Linked DNA regions of Homo sapiens: region 2 is linked to region 1. A link is a loop called in an ENCODE intact Hi-C map of the cell type or tissue named here. Cell type or tissue: gastrocnemius medialis. All regions are shown on one strand. Each heading gives the region's core, and the rest is flanking DNA. Links, peaks and the distances in the headings are about the cores only.

What was found. Hi-C counts contacts between places; a loop is a spot of excess contacts. Peaks named below come from ENCODE experiments on the same cell type or tissue, not always from the same donor. Only the 100,000 strongest peaks of a DNase experiment are listed, where the experiment ranks them.
Region 2: it touches region 1 in a loop (4-fold over the local background); 89 of 110 quality-filtered maps call a loop at or near these places.

Annotation. Positions count from the first base shown.
Region 1 is chr10:124,823,251-124,831,250 of GRCh38, forward strand. It overlaps ABRAXAS2 (abraxas 2, BRISC complex subunit), which reads left to right. Exons shown (of 9, transcript NM_032182.4): 5 at 3,345-3,535; 6 at 5,506-5,625; 7 at 6,143-6,227. Among named protein-coding and RNA genes, the nearest start is that of ABRAXAS2, 25 kb to the left of the region's middle. In gastrocnemius medialis, for the core only: a CTCF peak has its summit at 4,470 (motif pointing left); a DNase peak (open chromatin) is centred at 1,891; H3K27ac peaks cover 907 bases.
Region 2 is chr10:124,513,557-124,530,404 of GRCh38, forward strand. LHPP (phospholysine phosphohistidine inorganic pyrophosphate phosphatase) reads left to right here. Exons shown (of 7, transcript NM_022126.4): 6 at 3,624-3,715. Among named protein-coding and RNA genes, the nearest start is that of LHPP, 60 kb to the left of the region's middle. RefSeq lists enhancers at 8,558-9,099, 9,980-10,149, 14,630-14,799, a cis regulatory region at 14,715 and a silencer at 16,541-16,660. In gastrocnemius medialis, for the core only: no CTCF peak of the experiment used is centred there; DNase peaks (open chromatin) are centred at 8,125, 10,035 and 11,615; H3K27ac peaks cover 4,426 bases.

The sequences.
Region 1 (8,000 bases), core at 1-8,000:
GATTTTTTCCCCTAGGATAAGTACAAAATTTTATCATTACCTCAAAAGGGTGGTTATATGACCCACAAGGTACATGTAAAATGTTAGGCTTAAGATAGAGGCTAATGTTTTTGATAAGAAAATCTGCCAGTAGGTACAGTTTGGTCACAGGCTGAATTACTGTTCTGGCAGAATCCATACGTGCTTACAATGTTTGCACAAGCCTCAGGTTTTAGGCTAAGGCCAAACAAAGCAAGTAAGGAGGATTCGTGCTTTCCGGAAGCTCTGAAATTGATAACAGTAACTGAAACAGCCATCCTTGTATCATCATAAGGCCAAAAGAACACAAGCTAAAGACAATAAACGTGCCCATATTGGGATGAAAATGTAAGCAAATGCCTAGCATAGAGAATAGTCTGTGGTCTGTGGATAGAATAGTCTGTGTGAAAAATTGGCCGAGAAACATAAGCAGAGACAAGGTTTTAGGGAAAGATATCCATAATTCTTCATCATGTCCCAAATATAGCTATGCAAAATGTGCTTTTCAACATCAGTGACTTAGTTTCTCAGTAGCTTTGCAACTAGTTTGTTCGTTAGCTCTAAAAGGTAGAATCAAAGATATCACCAATACACATTAATTTGGCATCTCATCCTTCATTGATGAGAATGACAGGAGAATCTGTTTTGTTTTGTTTTGTTTTGTTTTTTGAGACAGAGTCTTGCTCTGTTAGCCACCCTGGTACAATGGCATGATCACAGCTCACTGTAGCCTGGCCCTCCTGGGCTCAAGTGATCCCCCTGCCTCAGCCTCCTGGGTAGCTAGGACCACAGGCGTGTGCTTTTTAAATTTTTTGTAGAGATGGGGTCTTGCTATCTGGCTCAGGCCGGGCTCAAACTCCTGGGCTCAAGTGATCCTCCTGCCTTGGCCTCCCAAAGTGCTTGGATTACAGTAGTGAGTCACCACACCCAGCCAGGAGAATCTATTTAGAACTGTTGGCATCTATCAAATCAATAAGCTGTTATATGCCAGGCACTGTGGCTCACGCCTGTAATGCCAGCACTTTGGGAGGCCGAGGCTGGCAGATCACTGGAGGTCAGCAGTTCGAGACCAGCCTGGCCAACATGGTAAAATCCCATCTTTACTAAAAATGCAGCTGGTTGTGGCAATACACTCCTGTAATCCCAGCTACTTAGGAGGCTGAGGCATGAGAATTGCTTGAACCTAGGAGGTGGAGGTTGCTTGAGCCAAGATCGCGCCACTGCTCTCCAGCCTGGGCCACAGAGCAAGACTCCATCTCAAAAACCAAAAAAAAAAAAAAACAAAACAAAGGCAGCTAGGAAAAAAAATGAAATAAAATAGTTCGAATTGGCATAACTGAAAAGCACTATTAGTCATCCAATAGCCACCTTGCAAGATTCTGCTAGTCAATGAGTATTTCATGAAAACAGCCAGTGTGCTGAGCACTGTTCAGGTCTTTGCAGGAAGGCAGGGGAAGTGCAGGGCATGCCTGAGGTCTGCTGAGTAGGTAATTCCAACATTCCAAGTAGGAGTTGGGTACAGAGTATTGAATCTTAGAATGAAATGTGCTATGTTCACCTGCATCAATAGCTCTATCTAATTGTATCCAAGTTTTCTTGAAAGGAAAACTACTTTTACCTTTTTTATGGCCACCATCATGTCTAGTGTAGAATGTGAAAGTTAGTGTTGCCCAGTGGAAACAGGCAGGCATCTTGATTCCACATCTTGGCTGTCACTCATGAGCTCTGTAACTTCGGACAAAACATCTCTTCTATCAGATTATATACTGAGGCCAGGCACAGTGGCTCAATGCCTGTAATCCCAGCACTTTAGGAGGCTGAGGCGGGTGGATCACTTGAGGTCAGGAGTTCAAGACCCACCTAGCCAACATGGTGAAACCTCATCTCTACTAAAAATAAATTAGCCAGGCGCGGTGGCACATGCCTGTAATACCAGCTGCTCGGGAGGCTGAAGCAGGGGAATCGCTTGAACCCAGGAGGTGGAGGTTGCTGTGAGCCGAGATCATGCCACTGCACTCTAGCCTGAGTGACAAAGCAAGACTCTGTCTCAAAAAAAAAAAAAAAAAAAAAATTATACCCTGAGAGAAAGGCTTGGGTTTTCTTTTTATTTAAGGGATATCAGAATTAATTGCTTTAATCTATGGGAAGATATGTTTTATGTTCAGTAGTACTCCTTAAGTCAGGAACTATTGCTTATTTCTTTGTTCTCTGTAGTTCTTTGCATATGATATGAACTCAATGGAGAAAACATTATTCACTTAGAGTGGTGTAGTAATTAGTGAAAATATTTGTGACAATGCTAGCCTCAGCAAAAGTTGGCTTACTTTCTACATGAAAATGTCAAAACAATCTCAATTTACTATTAATTTTAATTTTAATATGACACTATTAGATTTAAACTACCTTTGCTTCTTAAAACAAGATTTTAACTCAGAGTTGGTTTCAAAGAAGGAAGCTGTATGAAGATTGATCTTCTAATAAAGAATTAAATGTTTTGAAAACAGATGTTTTTAAATTTCAGTATGCAAAAGAAAAATTCAGAAACTTACTTAAATTCAGATTCCTGGCTCTATCTTGAGAGGTTCTGATTCTGCAGATTTGGGTGGGGTCCAGGAATCTGCACTTTAGGGATGGGGTCCAGGAATCTGCACTTTAGCAGTCTTTCAGATATCTCTGAAGTCATCTGTCTTCCTGATGACCAACAAATCACATTATGAGAAGTATTCTTCCAGAGTGCATAACAGTTTCATTAGCCAGTTTAGTTATGCTATAGTTAGAGCTGAAAAAGCTAAACTTTTAAAATAGATTTGTTGAGGTAAAATTGACATATAACACATATCTCAAATGTATGCTCTTAGAAGTTTGATGTATGTGTAAACTTGTGAAACCATCACCATATTAAGATAACGAGCATCTCCTTCACCTACAAAAGCTTCCTCGTGCCTTTCCAGTCCTGCCTTCTCCCCTCATTCCTGTTAACCACTGATCTTCTTTATGTCACTAGATTAGTTTTCATTTTCTAGAATTTTGTACAAATAGAATCCTATAACCTATACTTCTTTTAGTGAGGAGGTGTCTAGCTTCTTTCACTCAGGATAGTTATTTTAGGACTCATTCATGTTCCTTTTTATCACTAAGTAGGATTCCAGCATATGCCTGAAGCACAGTCTGTTTATCCATGCTCCTGCTCATGGACGCTTGGGTTGTTCCAGGGTGGGGCTTTTGCACATAAAGCTACTATGAACATTTGTGCATGTGTGTTTGTATGGATACATTCAGAATTAAATTTGTAAGATTTCATGCAACTTTTCACACTTTTCTTTCAGAAAGTCATTGGGTGGTACAGATTCCGGCGCAATACGCAGCAGCAGATGTCCTACAGAGAGCAGGTTCTTCACAAGCAGCTCACCCGCATCCTCGGCGTGCCCGACCTCGTCTTTCTTCTCTTCAGCTTCATCTCCACTGCCAACAATTCCACTCACGCTTTAGAATATGTGCTCTTCAGACCAAATAGAAGGTAAAGCTTGCTTTTCCATCTGCCTCACATATAAGAAGGACGTTGGGACCAGGCGTGGTGGCTTACGCCTGTAATCCCAGCACTTTGGAAGGCTGAGGCGGATGGATCATGAGGTCAAGAGATTGAGACCATCCTGGCCAACATGGTGAAATTCAAAAATTAGCTGGGTGTGGTGGCACGTGGCTGTATTCCCAGCTACTCGGGAGGCTGAGGCAGAAGAATCGCTTGAACCTGGAGGCAGAGGTTGCAGTGAGCCAAGATTGTGCCACTGCACTCCTGCCTGGCAACAGAGCAAGAATCCATCTCAAAAAAAAAAAAAAAGGATGTTGGTACAAGTCACTGAGATTCGTGACTTCAAAAATGTGCATTATAGTGCATTTTTTTTTTTTTTTGAGACAGAGTCCAGCTCTGTCACTCAGGTTGGAGTGCAGTGGTGCAATCTCGGCTCACTGCAACCTCTGCTTCCCAGGTTCAAGCGATTCTCTTGCCTCAGCCTCTCGAGTAGCTGGGATTACAGGCACACACCACCATGCTGGCTAATTTTTTTGTATTTTTAGTAGAGACGGGGTTTTGCCCATTTTGGCCAGGCTGGTTTTGAACTCCTGACCTCAGGTGATCCACCTGCCTCGGCCTCCCAAAACTTTATGCATCTTTAAATAAAAACTTGTATTATTCCCTTTAGCTCTTTTTGTGGTTACGGAAGGTATTTTTCTTGTCAGTTATTTACATAAAATTGTTTTTGGATCAAGAAGCATTAACAAGACATGTTTATTATGCATAAATTCTTATAAGGAATAAATAGCTGGAAATCATCATTTGCTTCTCCATAATCCACTATGTGGAAATGTAGTTTTATTGCTGTGGAAGTCTGATTATAATTTTGAAACATAAATTTCAAATACAAAATTGTGAAATTGAACCACCTGCTGGTTAACGAGGGTTTTGCATCGTGAACTTGTTAAACCAAAAAAAAAAAAAAACCACCCCTATGATTATATGATCATGTTGTCTGTTTGTAAACAGCAAAATGGTTTCCCTCTGGAAGTTTATTTGTTGTAGAATAAATTAAATTGACATCAGTGAAAATAATTGTTAATTGTTAAAAAGGTTTTTATAAGATTTCATTATGTAATCTGTGGGTATCTCTTGAGCACTTACAGGCTCAGCATTGTGTCAGTCACTGTGAGTATACAAAAGATGTGTAAGGCATGACCTGTGCTCTCAAGGAGTTGATAAGCAAGGTTTTACTTTACAGAAGGGAAAACATCACTAATTCATGTATCCTTGGGTTGTCTGTAGAAGGAGGTGCTCCGTGAGACCTTCCTGTTGGTTTACCAACGTCAGCAACTAAGACTCCTACCACCAAGCCCCATTCTTGCTTTAGTTAATTACTTTTATTTATTTTAATTTTATTATTACTATTATTTTGGAGACAGGGTCTTACCCTGTGACCAGGCTGGAGTACAGTGGCACTATCATATTTCACTGCCACCTTGAACTCCTGATCCTGTCACCTCAGCCTCTTAAGTAGCTGGGACTATAGGCACATGCCACCACGCATGCCCTTTTTAAAAAATTATTTATTTATTTATTTATTTAGAGATACAGTCTTGCTGTTGCCCAGGCTGGAGTGCAGTGGCACAATCTTGGCTCATTGCAACCTCCGCCTCCTGGGTTCAAGTGATTCTCCTGCCTCAGCCTCCCGAGTAGCTGAGACTACAGGTGTGCACCACCATGCCCGGCTAATTTTTTTTTTATTTTTAGTAGAGACAGGGTTTCACCATGTTGGCCAGGCTGGCGTTGGTCTCGAACTCCTGACCTCAGGTGATCTGCCTGCCTCGGCCTCCCAAAGTGCTGAGATTAGAGGTGTGAGCCACCACACCCAGCCCTTTTTTTTTTTAGACTGTCAGTCTCACTTGAATATGATAGAATGGTACATTTAACATGATCTCTCTGAATTTTTCCCATAGGTATAATCAGAGGATATCACTCGCTATTCCCAATCTAGGAAATACTAGCCAGCAAGAGTACAAAGTGTCTTCAGTGCCAAATACTTCTCAGAGTTATGCCAAAGTGATTAAAGAACATGGGTAAGTTGAAAGGTAAAGTGCTAGTTTTTTCTTTTGTCAGCAATATTTCTTTTGTTAATAACATTTAAAAGGTGTATGGAAAAATGTAAAACCAAGTTTGATATGATTAAAATTGAAGAATACAGTAAGGTAATTGTCTAGATACCACCAGCATGTATCAAAATTTTGTTCTTGTTGAAAAGATAGTTTACTTTTATGAATTTTTTAAATCATTTGCCACAATATTTTTTGTAATTGATACAAAAGTTTTGGATAGAGTATTATTTCTGAGGTTCTAAAAGCTAAACATAGTCACTGAAAAATACATAGCTTTTTATTATTTTTTAAATGATCTTGGTAACATGGGTTTTTTAAATTTCTCTTCTGTAATTCTTGTGGTATGGGCATTATTCCTTAAACACTGTCACCTCGGAGTCACAGCATTTAAACAATAAAGTGGAAGAGGCAGGAAAAATGCCTTTCCATTTCACCGCAGTTATGATAACCTTGAGGCATCTTTTTTCTGTTTGTCTTCCAGTACTGACTTTTTTGACAAGGATGGAGTGATGAAAGACATCAGGGCGATTTATCAGGTTTATAATGCACTTCAGGAGAAAGTTCAGGTAACTGATTTATTTATTAGTTTTCATCTTATTTGTCTTGCCCAAAAGCTTTTAATTCTACTTTAATTTTGAATTGTCTTCCAACTGACAAATAGAGTTAGGATCCGAAAGTCAGAATCTGCTTTCCCAGAACAGAGTCAAGCTGTGGAATAATGATTCATGCCGTCTCGCAGAAGCCTGGCTCACTCACTCTGTGCCTGAAGTAGATTGTTAATACTACTGTTTCAAATACTTACAGCCCCATTTGTGATAGTAGTTTTGCTAGGAAAATGTAGAAAGGCTTGCTAAGAACATAGCTGTCTCCATCAGTTATATTCTAAGTAGAGACAATATCAAAAGGCAGCCATAACTGGTTGCATCTCTGCTTCTTCATCCTAGTTCACTCACTTTGCCCCCAGCTGCCTCCATCGAGTGGGAGGATCTCGGCAGAGCCTGTTCACTCCTAGTCATTTATGCAACAGACATCAATGGAAACATCTCCTGTGAGCCAAATACTGAGCTTGGTGCTAACAATACTTTCCCACATTCTTTTCGTCATCCCCGCTGTGTTTTTAGGAGTAGTTTGCTCTAAAACCTAAGAACAAAAGAGCGTTTGAACTGGCCTTTGAGTACAGCAAAGAAAGTGGTAAAGTTGATGAAGCTCTCCCAGACCTGGAGAAAGCCTGACTTTAAGGAAAAAGGCTTTGGCCCGGCATGGTGGCTCACACCTGTCATCCCAGCATTTTGGGAGGCCTAGGCAAGAGGGTCGCTTGAGCCAAGGAGTTCGAGATCAGCCTGGGCAACATAATGAGACCCTATTTCTACAAAATAGTTAAAAATTAGCCAGGTGTGGCAGCATGCACCTGTAGTCCTCAGCTACTTGGGAAGCTGAGGAAGGAGGATTGCTTGAGTACAGGAGGTCAAAGCTGCAGTGAGCTACAATTGTGCCACTGCACTCCAACCCAGGTGACAGAGTGAGACCTCATCTCTAAAATATAAAAATAAAAAGGATGAAGGCCTCAGTGAGTAAAAAGAGGAATGAAGACAGATACTGAAAAAGAGGAAAACAGGCTGAGTTCAGCCTGGGGCAAAGGGAGAAGCATGCAAGAGCCATTTCCAGTCTAGTGTTCCAAATCAGGGCCACTGTGCACCTACCAGAATAGGGAACTTTATACAGACTCACTGGTCACCAGCCTACTTTCTGGAAGCTTCTGGTATTTCTGCTATGGAAGGAACTTGCAGTGGAAAATAGCTTTTTGTCCTGAATTCATGACCATGCCCTTTTCAGAATATCAGCACTGGCCAAAAGTGGCTGTTATATTTCATTGTTGATTGAATAAGGCCTGCTTTGAAAATACCAAATCACATAGAGTGTTCTCAGGATTATAAATAGCTAAATTACACAGATGTAGTCTCAGATAGCTATCTTTTATTAAACCTTGACTTTGAAACTTTTTTCAACTTTTCTTTAAAAATATTTTCTGTTAAATTGTCTTATCTGATTTTTTGAATGTTGGTAATAAATAAAAGTTGAAAGCATCTTATTCCTGTCTTATCTTTTGTTCTTCTTTGTATGCTAAACTGGTACCAAGAGTTCCCTTTTCATTTCAATAAAAATGATTAATCAAAGGAAAGAGTAGATCTTTCCTATCTTACCCTTACTGGTCAAGAATTTATAAGCTAAATAGCATAATCATCTTAAAATTAAAGCAAATCAGTGAATAATAACAATTCTAGTCTTTTGGGCTTTCATGATTTTGTTCTACCTTATGTGGCTGCTTTTTAACTCAATAA
Region 2 (16,848 bases), core at 4,143-12,142, 310 kb before region 1:
CAGGTTCAAGCAATTCGTGTGCCTCAGCCTCCCGAGTATCTGGGATTACAGGTGCATGCCGGGCTAATTTGTATATTTTTAGTGAAGACTGGTTTCACTATGTTGGCCAGGCTGGTCTCGAACTCCTGACCTCAAGTGATCCACCCGCCTCAGCCTCCCAAAGTGCTGGGATTATAGGTGTGTGCTACCACTCCCAGCTGTTTTTTCTTTAAATTACATATATTTATTTATATTAAAAAAAAAAAAAGAGCATGAGTCCATTTAAGCAATAACACATGTTAATGTGGCAAAAGGAGACCCACAAATGACTGACGTTTCAGCCACACTGGCGAGGACTGTATGACTCCCTCCACTCTATGTAGGTGACCAATGGGAAGTCTTGTTTGCGCCTCATAAGTGTGTCCAGACACAGCCAGCCGTGCCGTAATGCAGAGCACTCAGCTGCTCAAGACACATTTGCTGAGCGTCAACCAAGTGCCAGTTGTCAACCCAGATTCCTTGTCCTGAAGGAGCTCCTACTTCTGGAAGGGTGGGATGAGCAGAGTCCATTATGCTGCACTATGACACGGGTGGCACCAGGGTGTGATCCCAGAGTGCTTTGGGAGAGCCACACAACCCAGCCTGGGGGCAGAGGAAAGGTGGTGGTCACCAGAGCTGAGTCCTGAAGGCCTGGGGGGAATTAGCCAGCAGAGGAGGGAGGTGAGCAGGCAGAAGGTCAGCACGTGCCCACAAGGTAATTTTCTGGTGTTGATGTGTATTTCCAGCTATTGTCATTTTCCCTTCGCCCAAAGGACTTCTTCTACATTTCTTGTAGGGTAGATCTCTTGGTGATGAATTATTTCCGCTTCGGATGTCTGAAATATCTTTATTTCATCTTCATTTTGGAAAGATATTTTTGCTGGGTACAGAATTCTAGATGGGCAGTTTTTTCTTTTACTGCTTAAAAGACGGCACTCCACAGTCTTCTCACTTGCATTGTTTCCAACAAGAAATCTAACGTCTTAATCTTCGTTTCTCTGTACATAACATGTCTCTTTTGTCTGACTGTTTTATAAGATTTTCTCCTTGTCACTGGCTTTGAGCAATTTGATTATGATGTGCCTTAATACAGTTTTCTTTGTGTTTCTTGTGTTTGGTGTTCATTGGGATCTTGGATCTGTGGATTTATTATTTTTATCAAGTTTGGAAAAGTTTCAGTCACTATTTCTTCAAATATATTTATGTCTTCTCTCATCTCACTTTTTTTTTTTTTAATCTAATTTAGAGACAGGGTCTTGCTCTGTCGCTCAGGCTGGAGTGCAGTGGCACAAACACAGCTCACTGCAGTCTCAAACTCCCGGGCTCAAGTGATCCTCCCACCTCAGTCTCCCAAGTAGCTGGGACTACAGGCGTGCGCCACCACATCTGGCTAATTTTTTAAATTTTTATAGAGACAGGGTCTTGCGGTGTTGCCTAGGCTGGCCTTGGACTCCTGGGCTCAAGTGATCCTCCCACCTCAGCCTTCCACAGTGCTAGGATGATAGGTGTGAGCCACTGTGCCCCAGCTCATCTCACTTTGAGGAACTCTAATTGCGTGTACATCAGGCCGCTTGAAGTTGTGCCATAGCTCACTGATGCTCTGTTCATTTTTGAAAATAATTTTTCTGCCTCTGTTTCATTTTGGGCAGTTTCTATTGCCATGTCTCCAGGTTCATTCATCTTTTCCTCTGCGGTATCTCTTCTGGCATTAATCCCACCCAGTGTATTTTGATCCCTGACATTGTAGTTTTCATCTCTAGAAGCTTGGTTTGGATTTTTTCTTTTATCTTCCATTTCTCTACTTTTGGAACACATGAAATACCATTACAAGGGCTGACTGAATGCTCTCGTCTGCTCATTCTCACCTCTCTGTCAGTTCTGGCTCAGTTTGGATAAACTCATCTTTCTCCTCCTTCTGCATGATACTTTCCTTCTTTGCACGTCTGATCATTTTTTATTGGGTGCCAGACGTGATCAATTTTACCTTCTTTTTGGGTGCTGGATATTTTTGTGTGCCCATAAAGAATTTCGAACTTTGTTGTGGGATGCAGTTAAATTACTTGAAAACAGTTTGATCCTTCCAGATCTTGCTGTTAAGATTTGGGGGCAGCACCAGAGCAGGGTTGCCCTGGGTGAATCATTCCTCATAGTGAAGCCAGCGGCTTCTGAGATCGCACTCAATGCCCTGTGCATCGTGAGTGAGCTTTCCCAGCCTGGCTGGTGGGGACATAACGCAGTCCTGCGTGAGACACAGGCACCGTTTTCCCTAGTTATTTGGTGTGATTCTTTCCCAGGCTCAGGGAGTTTCCTCCCTCACGTGTGCTGGCAGTGGTCTGCTGAGTACTTGAGGGGACCCTCCACGATCTCCACAGCTCTTTCTCCATGCAGCCTTCTCCTCTCTGATTCCCTGTCCTGTGGACTCTGCTCCTGGGTCTCCCCAGAATCCTAGCTTTGTCTCCCCAGTTCAGGGATCCTACTGGGCTCTACCTGGGTTTCCCTTGGTATTAGTCAGCCCAGTCTGTCATACAAAACACCACAGACTGTGTGGATTCAACAGCAGAAACTTTTTTTCTCACTGTTCTGGAGGCTTGAAGCCTGAGATCAGGGTGCCAGCAAGTCCGGTTTCTGGTGAGGGCTCTCTTCCCAGCTTGTAGATGGCCGCCTTCTTGCAGTGTCCTCCCATGGCCTCTCCTCTGTGCTTGCATGGAGAGGGCACTCCAGTGCCTCTTCCTCTGGTAAGGACAGCAGTCCCATCAGATCAGGGCCCCCTCTGACCTCATTCGCCCTTAAAGAATTACCTCCTTACAGGCCCTGTCTCCAAATACAGTCACGCTGCGGGCTAGTGAATTTGTGGGGGACACACTTGAGTTCACAGCACCCCTCCTGTGTCCACAGTCTGGAAGCATCGAAGGCAGTAGGCTGGGGGCAGTCACAGGAGCCACCTCATTTGTTTCCTGCGTCTCAGAAGTCATTGTCCTTCGTTGCTTGATGTCCGGTGTCCTGAAAGCTGTTGGTTCATAATTTGGTTTTCTGGTTTTTTCAGGTGAGAGAGTTTATCCCAGAGGCTAGTTTTTGAAATGATACCCAGGCTGTGAGCATTTCCTCTGTGTGTGTGTGAATTTTGGTTTGTATATATTATTTTGTTTTTAAGGCAATACCTTCACCATTGAAAGCAAAACCTATATAAAGCAAAACTTACAAAGATTTGCCAGAGATTTGCTTCACTTTCATGGAATCAAGGGCAAATAACCAGGTTACAGAGTCTTTAGGGTCAGGTGAAATTTAGCCTGTGTTCCAGCAGAGGCCAGACAGCGTTCAGCATCCCCGCACGTCCTTGGGGCGCCAAATCACTTTGACGTCTGCTGATTGATTTCAAATTGCACAGATATATACTGTTCAAAGCTGTGGCCTACGGGGGCAGTGTGAGATATATTCAAGGTGGGTTGACTTTTAATCAATACGATGACAATATTATCTTGTTTAATTTGTATGATGGTGGTTGTAAACATCAAATCAAGCCATTTATTATGTCAAAAAAAGATGAAGGAGCCCGGGAATAAAACTCTCCTGACATCACTTCTGAGCGTATTTCACTGCCGTGACAGGCCGTCATGATTGGGGACGATATCGTGGGCGACGTCGGCGGTGCCCAGCGGTGTGGAATGAGAGCGCTGCAGGTGCGCACCGGGAAGTTCAGGTCAGTGCCAGCTGGAGTCATTTATTCACCTTCCTTCCAGGGGATGACCACATTCTCATTCTGTTTTGTTCTTCAAAATAAAGGGGATATTCTTTCCAAATCAAAGAGCAGTATGTGGGCATTCACTATCTTGTATGTAATGGACCTCTAAGAACAGGGCTGAGTGGTCTTTTATAGCAGACAGTGATAAAGTAGAGTGGCTTTTGATACAGGGTCTGGGTTTTGGAATGGCGTGCAGTGCAGAGAGAAATAAGCAAAGGCACTATCCATCCTGGCGGCGGCCCACCAGGGAGTTGGGCCGAATTTGTGCTGCTGTCCCTTTGGCAATTTGATCAGACCCTGCACTACGGCAGTTACAGCTGTGGGCACTCAGCCCCTTGGACAGCCTCCCTCTCCTTTTGTTCACTTTCTCCACTCTGTAAGACACAGAGAGCCTGGAGACGACAGAGGGTTGCTCAGGCATGCCCTGGAGCAGAACCTCCATCTCAAGAAGAAGGTTGTGTTTTATTTGCTGGCAAAAGTCTGCCTGGTCTGGAGCAGCTGTCAGGGGTTGGGAGCTCCCAGGCATGTGGAGGGCCCTGTGGTACCCAAGCTCCAGCTCGCCTGGTCATCGAGAGGATCTTGGACATCAGAGTGTTGCCTTGCCTTATGCTAGATGGTTTCGATTGTGGCCATTCAGAGAAAGTACATCTTTGCAGATGCTGGGGAGACTTGGTTGAAACATGGTTACCTGGAGGTACTTGGATTTGGGGTGGGGGCAGTTACATTTGTCCTGAGAGATCTGCTTAGGCAGGACCAGAGAAGACAGATCAGAGGGCCCGACCGTCGCTCTGAAGTCTCTCCTGCGGGTTGGGAGCTGTGGCTGAGTGCGAGGTGAGTGAGGAAGGCTCAGCGCACCTGGGTCCAGGGTCAGGAAGTTGGTCCCTTCCAGCTACCTCCCAGACCCTCCCAGGCTTCCCCCGACGTGTATGACATATGGGCCTTCTTTCTTTCTTGAAGTTGGGTTTTGTGGCTCCCCTTGGTTAGGCCTGGCCTAAGGGAGTGAGGGAGACCCCACTCACAAGCCACAGGAACGTTTTTTTCCAAGAGACCAGCCAGGGGTCCCCCAGTCCCCAATCCTGCCTTTCCTGCAAAGGTCGCAGAGCCTGGTCTTGCTGCTGCTCCCAGGCGAGGGGCTCTCCGCTGACAGCGGACCTCGGGGCCCTATAGTTGATGCCGGGTGCTGCCTGGCGTCAGCCGTCAGGAGCCCAGCCCGGCGCCCCATGCGTCTCAGGGCACACCTGTGACCCGTGAGCACAAGTGACACCTCCCTGCTTGGGAGCACAGCGGTGTGGCTCGGCAGGAGGTGGAAAGGGAGAACCGTACTGTGTTGTGTACTGGGCTTCTTCCAGTTCCTTGGAGGAGAAACATGTCTGTCCTGAATGCCACCTCAGTTGGGGTCTTTCTGGCCAGCCCAGGCCAGGTGCCCCTATAAACTGAGAATGGGCCTCTGAAGAAGGCCCCCCACAGCCCACGAATGCAGGTGGGCACGAGGGAGGCTGTGCCCACCCTACGCCAGCAAGGGTTGGTGCTTTTCAGATTCCGGTTACCTGCATGCTATTTAAAGAAGAGTACGAGGTGGGCATCCCCCATGACACTGTCTCCCGGAGAGAGAGAAACTCTGTTTTTTTGTTTTTGTTTTTGTTTTTTTGAGACAGAGTCTCCCTCTGTCGCCCAGGCTGGAGTACAGAGGTGCGATCGATCTCAGCTCACTGCAACCTCCGCCTCCCAGGCTCAAGTGATTCTCCTGCCTCAGCCTCCCGAGTAGCTGGGACTACAGGTGTGCACCACCACGCCTGGCTAGTTTTTGTATTTTTAGTGGAGACGGGGTTTCACCATGTTGGCCAGGCTGGTCTCGAACTCCTGACCTCAGGCGAACCACCCGCCTCTTCCTCCGGAAGTGCTGGGATTATACGCGTGAGCCACCGCGCCCGGCCCCAGAGAGAGAAACTCCATCAACAGTTTGCCGAATCCTTCCACACTGCCTTCTCTGCATAGATAAACAGACTGGTAATATTTTGGTTTTTTCTTTTTATAAAAATGGGATGATATTGTTTTGCAGCCTCCTTTTTCCTTGAACACTGTTTTATGGCCTCTTTCTACAAGTGTCTTCATAATGATTTTTTTGGTAATTTTTAAAATTTCAGTAGTTTTTGGAGAACAGGTGGTGTTTGGTTACATGCATAAGTTCTTTAGTGGTGATTTCTGAGATTTTGGTGCACCCATCACCCGAGCAGTATACACTGTACCCAGTGTGTAGTCTTTTATTTCTCACCTACCTCCCACCCTTCCCGGCAAGCCCCCAAAGTCCATTGTATTATTTTTATGCCTTTGCGTCCTCATAACTTAGCTCCCACTTATAAGTGAGAACATACAGTGTTTGGTTTTCCAGTCCTGAGTTACCTCCATTCCTTGAGGTCTCCAACTCCATCTAGGTTTGCTGTTAATGCCATTATTTCGTTCCTTTTTATGGCTAAGTAGTATTCCATGGTGTATATGTACCACATTTTTTTTCTTTGTTTCTTTCTTTTTTTTTCTTTGAGATAGAGTCTTGCTCTGTCACCCAGGCTGGAGTGCAGTGGCGCAGTCTCGGCTCACTGCAAGCTCCGCCTCCCGGGTTCACGCCATTCTCCTGCCTCAGCCTCCCAAGTAGCTGGGACTACAGGCGCCCACCACCACGCCCGGCTAATTTTTTGGTATTTTTAGTAGAGACGGCGTTTCACCATGTTAGCCAGGATGGTCTCGATCTCCTGACCCCGTGATCTGCCCACCTCGGCCTCCCAAAGTGCTAGGATTACAGGTGTGAGCCACCGCGCCCGGCCTCTTTCTTTTTTTTTTAACTTTTAAGTTCAGGGGTACATGTGCAGGTTCATTACATAGGTGAACATGTATCATGGGGGTTTATTGTACAGATTATTTCATCACTCAGATATTAAACCTAGTACCCATTAGTTATTTTTCCTGATCCTCTCCCTCCTCCCCTCTTCACCCTCCAACAGGCCCCAGTGTGTGTGTTATCCTGTGTATCCATGTGTTCAGATGCTGTAGGAAAGGAATCAGTGTAGTGCCGGGCACACAGCAAGCCCTCAGCAAATGGCCAGGGTGGGGAGCACGTGCGGCCACTACTGTCCATATCCATCCGTATCCATGCATATCCATCCATATCCACCAAGCTCCAGACATGGAGTCACCTGCCTCCATTGAAGAGGATGGGACTTAGCCCATTTGTTCCTAACGAGATTTAAAATGTCAGACCTTTTGATTTGTTTGTAAGGATGCAAATCTGCCTTTGTTAACATGCAGGACAAAGGGAGAAGAGTGTTAGCTTGGCTAAGGTAGGGACCCAGTCGCTGGGGGAGGCCACATGGGCATCAAAGGAGGTGGGGCTCTGCGTGTGTAGGTGTGCCCCAGTTAAAGGGATGGGAGGTCTCCCAGCCATTGGTGACTCTCTGGAGCTGCACTGTCAGACACAGTAGCGGCGAGCCGCAGGGGGTGACTTGTAGCTCGCCCACAGTGAGACGTGCAGGAAGTGTAAAATACACACTGGATTTCAGAGACTGGGTGGGGAGAAAGGATTGTGAAAGAGCTCATGAGTATTTTTTTATATCGGCTGCATGTTGAAATGCTGATATTTCGTGTTAATTTCACCCATTTATTTAAATTTTTGTTAACGTGGCTACTAGAAAAGGTTCGCTGGCTTCTGCAGGAGTGTTGGTGGCCCCAGGTGGCAGCTGCCCTCCTCCTGCACTGTCCCCTTCTCCCTCCAGATGGTACTCTTGGTACACAGATACACTGAAATGCTGGAGGGGCGTGGGGTCCTGGATGAGTGGCTGATGGGGCCTCGCTCTCTGGAGGGCTGTTTTGGGACTGGAATTGCCTGCGTGGTGCTCCCTATGGATGTGTGGCCAGCCTGGGGCCAGCACACAGCCTCTGGAGTCAGCCGGGCACCTGCCGCTGGGCCGGCATCCCTTCCTTCCAGGAAATACCCCCAGCCAGGCTCTATGGAGCAGCACCTCGCCCTTCCAGGGCCACCCCCAGCCCTCTGGCACCTCAGCACGGCCCCATTCTGCACAGCGGTGAGCCCCCCAGGGGCAGCAGCTGTGTCTCCTCTGCAGCTGAGGCATGTCGTCGCAACCCTGTGCTGAGCCTCTCCTCTCCTGCAAGTGGCCCAAAGAGGCCTCAACAGGGGCCAATGACCACTGGATGGGTCAGCTGGGCATCAGAAGGCCTTCCAGGCTCTGTCCTCTGTTGGTGGCCTTGGCGGAAATGGGAGAATGAAGGGGGAGGAGGGGTGGCCTTGTCCTGGGCCCAGGTGGCAGAGAGCCCTGCAGTGAGTAACTGCGCTCACACTTGGTTTGAGGCCAGGGCAGCATGGGGAGGCCGTCCAGGCTGGGGCAGCTGGCGGGTGGGGGCAGCGGTCAGTCCTGCCAGTCACTGGCACCAGGAAGGGGGAGAAGCCAGAGGGATGACTGAGGCCTCCCACTGGTCCTGCTGTGGGACGTGCCCTCAGCCAAGGTCTTCTAGTACGGAGCACGCACACGTGCACGCACTTACACGTACACACACACACACACACAATTGTTTCTGAGGCAGCTGTCAGGAGTCTGAGAGGCCGAGAGGTGGCTGAGGAGTGGGATTCGGCCGCTGACTGGCAGTGAGATCTCCTTGTCACCTTAGATGTATCCATTTCTCTTGTTTTCATTATAAAATGGCCCAAAGAGAGTGAAGCCTCGGGGTTGGGAGAGATTGCAGGTGGCTTAGCTCTGGAGGGAAAGTTTTGCAGGGCCTGCTCCCCAGGAAAGCATCATCCCCGGGCAGGGGTGTCTGGAGCTTGGCCCAACAGGGCTGCCCAAGAGCCCTGGACAGGGAAGCACAAAGCTTTCTTTTCATACCTGCTCCCTGTGGAAATCCTGCCCAGCCAGGGGGCGGCCCTCACCTGGCTGGCAGGTAAAGGCCTTCTGGGTGTTCCCTGCCTGCCCTGTTCCCAGGACTCCTGGCGCATTGGACATGGCTGCTCCCCCAGACTCCTCGAGGTCCCATCCAGCCACAGCGTTCCTGCTGCCCAGGCCCTGGACAACAGTGTCTCCTCCGTGGGGGGTCCTGTGCCATGGGTGGCAAATCCTCATGATGCCATGAGTCCTGCAGCCCCAGAGGGTGCTGCTGCCCTGCCGTGAGAGGCTTTTTCAGATGGGACAGCTAGGACCTTGGCCAAGGCCACCTGGCAAGGTTTTACAGAAGCTGGACTGGAACCTGGCCGCCCCCAGTCCCCTGGGCGGGTGCTTTTCCTGCACTTTTCCCTGGTAGAATGTCCTGCCCTTGGGGCCACATTTTGCAGCAGTCACAGGGCCTGGCCTCACTCCAGGGCTCCATGTTTGGATGCGAGGCCCAGTGGGTAAGTGCACTGCTGCCCACGCCCCCCCCCAAGCACTGTCTGCTCCTCCCTGCTTGCCTGCCTGTCAAGGCAGCCCTCATCTTCCTTGGAGGATGGGGCTGGGCTGGGAGCCTGCGCCCTCCCATTCTGACAAATGAGTAGAGGGAAGGGACGTTTTGCCCAGTTCCAAGGTGCCCTCTCTGTCCTCAGTGGAGAAGGAAGAGCCGCTGGCACATCTGAGCCACAGACCCTTCCTGCCTCTTATATCCCCACCAACCTGTGTTCCTGTGGACATGCCAGAAACCAGGCCGTGTGGCCTCTCACCACCCCATCACTCTGTTCGCTGTTCCACGCCACACCCTGCAGCCACCACCCAGTCAAAGGCGCCACTGCCTGGGAAGCCCCTGCGCTAGTCCTGGTGCTGCTGTGTAAATAAAGCCGCGATGCGGAGCTCGCCTCTGGTCTTCTCTTATTGTTTACCCAAGGCTGGCAGATGTTTTATAAGCCCCGAACGTTCTTGACAAACAGTTTGCCCTTCGGAGAGGGAAAGTTTCCTGGACCGTGATTCCCGACATCCTGCAAGGTCCCTTCTAGCTGTGGCCTGGGTGCTGAAGGGGTTTCCCCCCAGTGGGGTGGCCAGCCGATCTAGGATTCCAGCCGCCTTGCACAAAGCTGGAAGACGAGGGGCTGCAGGGTGCATGGCTGTGGAGCTGGCTGCGTCGGGAGGGAGAGTGCCCCCACGCCTGGCCTTTGACCTTGGAAGCGGCTGCCGTCAAAGCAGCAGCTTGTCCTGGGTCTTCCCAGACTTCGCAGTGACGGATTTCAGAGTGTTTCCTGTTACGAGAAGGCTGTGGATTCGCTTTGGAACATGACAGATTTTTCTTCTGTGCTACGTGGAGTGTGAGGGAAGGAAGTGAAACTGGTGTTAATTTTTCAGCAGTCACATGTCAAAGTGAGTGGCTAGCAAGCAGGGGGGTCCAGGCTGTGGTGGCCCTGGTCAGCCTTCCAGGAGTCAGGACCCTCCTGCTGCCCTCCTGTGTAAACAGACCAGCCAGGGCAATCCGAGCCAGCCCCGGTGGAGAGAAAGGGCCAGTGCTGGGCTTGGGAGCTCACCCCAAGTTCCTCGGGTACTCATCCTGGCAGTGCAGGGAAGGGCACCGGGAACAGGCCTGTGGAAAAATCCACTGTGCAATGAGTCCGTGAATCCCAGACATCCTCTCAGCAGCCCTCTGGTCCTGCCCGGGATAGAGGCTGTGGCTTCTGGTGTAGGTGGGCACTTCTGGGCTCAGAGGGGTCATTTAGCTCACCTGAGGTCACACGGAGTGGGACCCACCCCAATTTAAGCCTGTACACTTTTTTCTTTTGTCTCTTTTGGTAACAGCTTTATTGAGAAATCACTCCCACGCTGTATAACTCAGTGGTTTTCATACATTCACAGAGCTGTGCAGTCGTCACCACAATTTTATAACATTTCATCACCCCAAAAAGAAGCCTCAAATCGTTTAGCTATTATTAGCAAAGACCCCCCACATTCCACCCAGCCCCAGACAATCACTAATCTACTTTATGTCATACTTTCTTTCTTTTGTTTTCATTTTTTTTTTTTTTTTTTTGAGACAGAGTCTCACTCTGACAGCCAGGCTGGAGTGCAGTAGCATGATCTTGGCTCACTACAACCTCCGCCTCCCAGGTTCAAGCGATTCTCCTGCCTCAGCCTCCCAAGTAGCTGGGATTATAGCCACGCACCACCATGCCCAACTAATTTATGTATTTTTAGTAGAGATGGGGTTTCACCACGTTGGCCAAACTGGTCTCAAACTCCTGACCTCAAATGATCCCCCCGCCTTGACCTCCCAAAGTGCTGGGATTACAGGCATGAGCCACCGTGTCTGGCCTTATGTCATACTTTCATTTGAAAAATTTAGAAAAATTAAATTGGCCCAGGAGTTTGAGACCAGCCTGGGCAACATAGCGAGACCTCATTTCTATTAAAAATCAAAATTAGCCAGGTGTGGTGACACCCACCTGTGGTCCCAGCTACTCGGGAGGCTGAGGCAGGAGGATCTCTTAAACCCAGGAGGTCCACGAGGCTGCAGTGAGCTGTGATCATACCACTGCACTTCAGCCTGGGTGACAGAGCAAGACCTTGTCTCAAAAAGAAATTTTTTTAAATTGTGGTAAAATATATATAACATAAAATATGCCATTAAACAATTGTGATGTGAAGTGAATAAAATTTGAATACACAGCATAATGAATAACAAAGCAAACACTCTAAGGTCAAGAATTAGGAGGCTATCAGCTCCCCAGAAGACCTAGTCCCTGATTGACATGCCCAGTCCTGCAGAGGCGGCCCCGCCTTGCCGTGGGCACAGTGGCCGCGGTGACTGGGCCTGCTTTCTTCTCCCACATGGCTGGCTTCCCTCCAACATGGCGCTGGCTCTTCCTTCTCTGACCTTTATCCAAGTGGAATCGCACACTGTACCGTTGAGCTGTGGCTTGTTCATCGTGTCCTCTGTGGCTCCAACACCCCTCTCTGCCCGTCCCTCAGAGGGAACATCTGGGTGGGTCCCAGTTTGGCCCTTCTGCACTGGCTGCCAGGAATGTTCTGGTTTTTGTCTCCTGGACACATGGGCGTGAGTCCTTCTGGGGCGGATCTGCTGATAGATGGCAGTGCTGGGTCATGGAGGAGCATATGTTCAACTTGACCAGATGAGGCCAGACGGGTTTATGCCCCCACCACGGGGGGACCCTGTTGCTCCCCGCCCCGACCATCACGAGCTGTTCTGGGAGGGAGGCCCATGTTCTTCCCAGTTTACGGTCCTGGGAGGTTTCTGGACATTGTCAGCATGTGGCAGTCCCGGACGCTGGGCCTCCTGAGAGAGTGGGGAGGAGACCCGAGGCGGAGGCGAGTGTGTGAAAGGAGGCTGGTGGGGTCCACATGGCTCAGCAGGTGAACATGGGGTTTCCAGGGGCAGACACCCCATCGTGGCCCCCATGGCTTTGGTTGGGGCAGCATCAGCTTCCTCCTCTGCTGGGTTTCCTGCCTTCTGTTGGCTGCTGGGGCAGGGGAGACAGGATTGGGAACAGTCACCCTCTCTGGTACTGACCCTCATTAGCATTCTTGGTTCCTGAGCAAGGCTGCTTCATGTCCAGGGCAAGAGGGGAAAGATGTTAAAACCTGAACCCCCCTGCTGGGCTTGGTGCCGCCTGTGGGAAAACCGGTGGGCTGAGGGCTGGGGGGCTCTGAGCTGAGGAAGGGGGTCCCAGGTGGAGGCCGGGAGGTGGCTGCAGAGTGAGGCCACAAGGCCTGGGGGTTGGCCCAGAAGGTAGGACCCCTGTAGGCAGCCTCCCAACCCCAGGAATTTGCCTCTTGGGAACGTGCAGGTCCCTCGAGGGTCCTGGAAGGCGCTGGAGTGGTGGGACAGGGATTGAGGGAGCGTCAGCAGGGCCCTCTCTTCTCCCTAGAGCCGCTCAACACGTGTTGCAAGGCACGTGCTCTGGACCTGGTGCTCACACGTGCTCTTCTCCCAAGACACTCCCTGAAGCGCGTTCCCCAGGAGCTGGAAGGGGGATAACGCAGGTATGCCTCATGGCGGGGCCAGTGCTCATGCTTACACACACTCAGCCTCAGCTCGTCTACACCCTGCAACAGCCCAGAGAAGCCACCCGCCTTCTTACCCCTACCATTTAGATTTGCAAATGGAAGCTCAGAGAGGTGAAGTAACTTGCCCAAGGCCACACAGCCTACCAGTGTCAGAATCGGGATTCGAACCCACCTCTGCCTGACTCCAAGGCCTGTGCCCCTGAACATTCTCAAGCCACCCCCCAATTAGCCAAGTGTTGCTGGAGCTCTGAGCAGGGGCCGGGCCTCACAAAACAATAGTAGCCAGTGTGGGGGCTCACAGGACTGGTCAGCTCCCGCCCTCCCCCGCTTTGGCCCCCTCCACACACACACGACCTGCTGCTGAGCTGGACATAAGCAGGACCTGGCTCTGGGGGCTTCTGACCTAGGGCAGGCCCTGAAGTTGGTCATTAGACCCCACCCACCCACCTGAGAGCCTGGCGGAGATGTGACAGGTGACAGCCCCAGAAGTCCCATCGTTGCTGCCTTTGTGGTTAAAGTCCGCTGAACCCAAGCGCTCTCTTCCCCTCCAGTGTGTGGTGGGGAGGTGGGGAGGGGACCCAGGCAGATCTGGGAAGCCGTGGCCAGGCCGCAGCAAGCAGGGGAAGAAGGGGCCCGCAGTGAACTTGCAGCAGGAGCTGTGGCCACCGTCCTAGCCAGGCCGGCCACCTGCCCAAAATGTTCTCTAACCTTAACATGAACCTGGGCCACTTGGGCTCTGCTGGATGCCCCCAGGGCTGCCAGAGCCTGCCCGCCACAGAGCCCCTCTGAGACCTGGAGTCTCACCTGAGCCCTCTCGCTGCCCACAGGGCTGGCCTCTGCCTTTCCGCTGCTGCTCTGCGGCTCGGGGACACGGCCAGGGCTGGTGGCGCTTACAGCCCAGGGGCAGGGGAGGGCACATCCCCCACAGCATTCACCATTGCTGCTGTGTTCTGATGCATCAGGGAATCTGCATTTTTGACCCTTTGATTGCTACATCTTTTCCAGCCTGGAAAAGTGAAGAAGGAAGGAAAGGGGGCTCAGAGGCCCCTGACTCCTGTCCTTGCAGGCACAGCTGGACGCAGTTCTTATTTTCAACCATCTTGCAGCAGTGGTTTTATTTGTGCACAGGTTCCTCTGTGTCATGGGTGGGTCCCAGGATGTGAACCCGGTGTGCTCCTCTAGCTCCACTGTCCTCAGGTTGGGGACAGCCAGGGACAAGGCCCCCTACTCCAGCTCCAAACGTAGTTCCAGGCTGGGGTGCCCTTTGCCCAGGCCCAGCCTGGTAGCCCCGGGTGCTCTCCCTGACTTTTCATGAGCCCGGGGGCTGAAACCAGAGCAGCAGGGAGACAGAAAAGCCCAGCCCCACCCTCCAGAGGGGGAGTCCAGCTGCCCGGAGACCCCAAGAGCACTGCCAGAATCTGGGTATGAGACCCAGTCCCCTGCCGCGTGCTAACCATGTAACCTTGGACGTGATCTCTTTGTGCTTTTTTTTTTTTGTTTTTTTCTTTTTGAGATGCGGTCTTGTTCTGTTTCCTAGGTGGGAGTGCAGTGGCACCATCATGGCCCACTGCAGCCTGGAACTCCTGGGCACAAGTGATTCTCCCGCCTCAGCCTCCCAAATAGCTGGGAAACAGGTTTATGCCACCACGCCCAACTAATTTTTAAATTTTTTATAAAGATGGAGTCTCCCTGTGTTGCCCAGCCTCCTGGGCTCAAGTGATCTCCCCGCCTTGGCCTCCCAAAGTGCTGGGATTACCCGGCTTGAGCATGATCTTTTTGCCTTGCTTGGCTCTGGGTTTCCTCATGTGTCAAGTGGGGCTGAGCCCCAGCTGTGTGGGCTGAACAGGGGAGGGTTAAGCTCGGCCCCTAGAGTGAGGGCCCGCCATGGTGGTGGCTCCCGTATGGCATATTTCCCTAACGGTTCCCATTTGGTCTGTCCTGCTAGACCAGGCTGGTGGGACGTACACTGACTCTGGGGTTCTGTCCACCCCGTGGGTGTGGTCCACCACATGGTCATGGTGGCTTTCTAGGGTAGACTTGACCTTCCCCACTGCCTTTATTTATTTATTTATTATTTTATTTTTTTTTGAAACGGAGTCTTGCTCTGTTGCCCAGGCTGGAGTGCAATGGTGCGATCTTGGCTCATTGCAACCTCCGCCTCCCGGGTTCAAGGGATTCTCCTGCCTCAGCCTTCCAAGTAGCTGGGAATACAGATGTCTGCCACCACACCCGGCTAATTTTTGTATTTCCACTAGAGACGGGGTTTCGCCATGTTGGCCAGGCTGGTCTTGAACTCCTGACCTCAGGTGATCTGCCCACCTCAGCCTCCTAAAGTGCTGGGATTAGAGGCGTGAGCCACAGTGCCTGGCCTTCCCCACTGCCTTTAAAATCTCTATGGTCCCCACTGCCCACGGGAGGAGGCCCAACCCTGTCCTCTGTTAGTCCCCTGGTCCCCGTAGATATTTACCAAGCACCTACTATGGCCAGGCGCTGTTGAGGATGTGGGGGATCGAGTGAATGTGGCAGGTGTCCCCTGCCCTCTAGGGCTGTTCTTCCTTCTAGGGAGGGAGGTTCAAGCCCCTCTCCTGATGCCCAGCTGGCCTCCCAGCGTCAGGGATCTCTGCTCTGTTGGTCCCCTGGAGTGGCCCTGGGGCCACCACATAACACTTTTGTAAGAATAAGAGTTATTTTTTATGGCACAATCGCCCCTGCCCTGGGTTTGTGAATTTGGGGGATTCTTTTTTTTTTTTTTTTTTTTTTTGAGACAGAGTCTTGCTCTGTCGCCCAGGCTGGAGTGCAGTGGTGTGATCTCGGCTCACTGTAAGCTCCGCCTCCCGGGTTCATGCCATTCTCCTGCCTCAGCCTCCTGAATAGCTGGGACTACAGGCACCCACCACTACCATGCCCAGCTAATTTTTTTGTATTTTTAGTAGAGACGGGGTTTCACTGTGTTAGCCAGGATGGTCTCAATCTCCTGACCTCGTGATCTGCCCACCTCGGCCTCCCAAAGTGCTGGGATTACAGGTGTTGGGGGATTCTTAAGGAAAACCACCTGAAAGTGCGGGGTTATTAAAAACAGAAACCAACCCATGCACCCACCACTCACGAGCAGCCCACACAGCTCCCACCTGACCAGGGCTCCCCCTTCTCATGGGTGAGTGAAAGTTGCTGAAAATAGGCCTCCTGGTGAGGAACCTCCCAGCCAGCCCTGTCAGTGGCACTGAGGCTGCTCTCCGACTGTGGCATCCCCCATGTCTGTCCTCATTACTGAGCAAAAATTTGTGCAGAGGAGTGCTCTACACTTTCCAAGGGTTTAATCCAGGAGCTGAGGGCCAGGGGCTCCATGACTGTAGACTCAACATCCTGGGCCACAGCCATCCGTGAGGGGGAGGACGAGGGGCCACGCCCTGCACTCTGTCCCAGCATCCCCTCTCCCTGGAGCCATGCAGAGATGGCCTCATTTCATCCCACACTCACATGCGGGTCCTAGACACCAGCTCATGCACATACACACACACACACACGCACACACACACACACACACATGCGCACATGCACCCACGCACTCTCTTTGCCTGTGGGAGGGCAGGATCCCAGCTGCCCCAGCGGGGAAGGGGTGTGGGGAATCAGCCCTGCAGATGCGGTGTGAGGGGCAGACATGGCATGCTGGTCTTTGGCAGTGTGGTCCCAAGTGGGGGCGGCTGGAGAGGTGCCTTGCCACAGGGCCCAGGCCACCCGCATGCATCCCATGAGGCCGTCCAAGCCCGTCTGCCCTGCATCAGAGAGGACACCCCAATGCGGGGAGGGAGGAACCTGGTGAAGCCAGGAGCGGTGGGCAGGGGCCAGCAAGGATCCCCAGGCCCCCAGGGCAGTGTGCATCCGGCCTTCTTGCATGCCCACCTGGCATCCTGCCTGCCGCCTCCTGCCTCCCGCCCCACCCCTCCTGCGTCCCAGCCTGGTGGACCTCTCAGGGTTCACTCTCATTTCCTCCTCCCCACGCCACCTGCTCGGGCCACAAGAGGGCGCCTTGCTGCCAGGGATGGGACAGGCCGGGCCTGCTGGAGCCAGGGCCGATGCACGCACAGCTACATACACTCACCCGGGCCCACGTGTGCT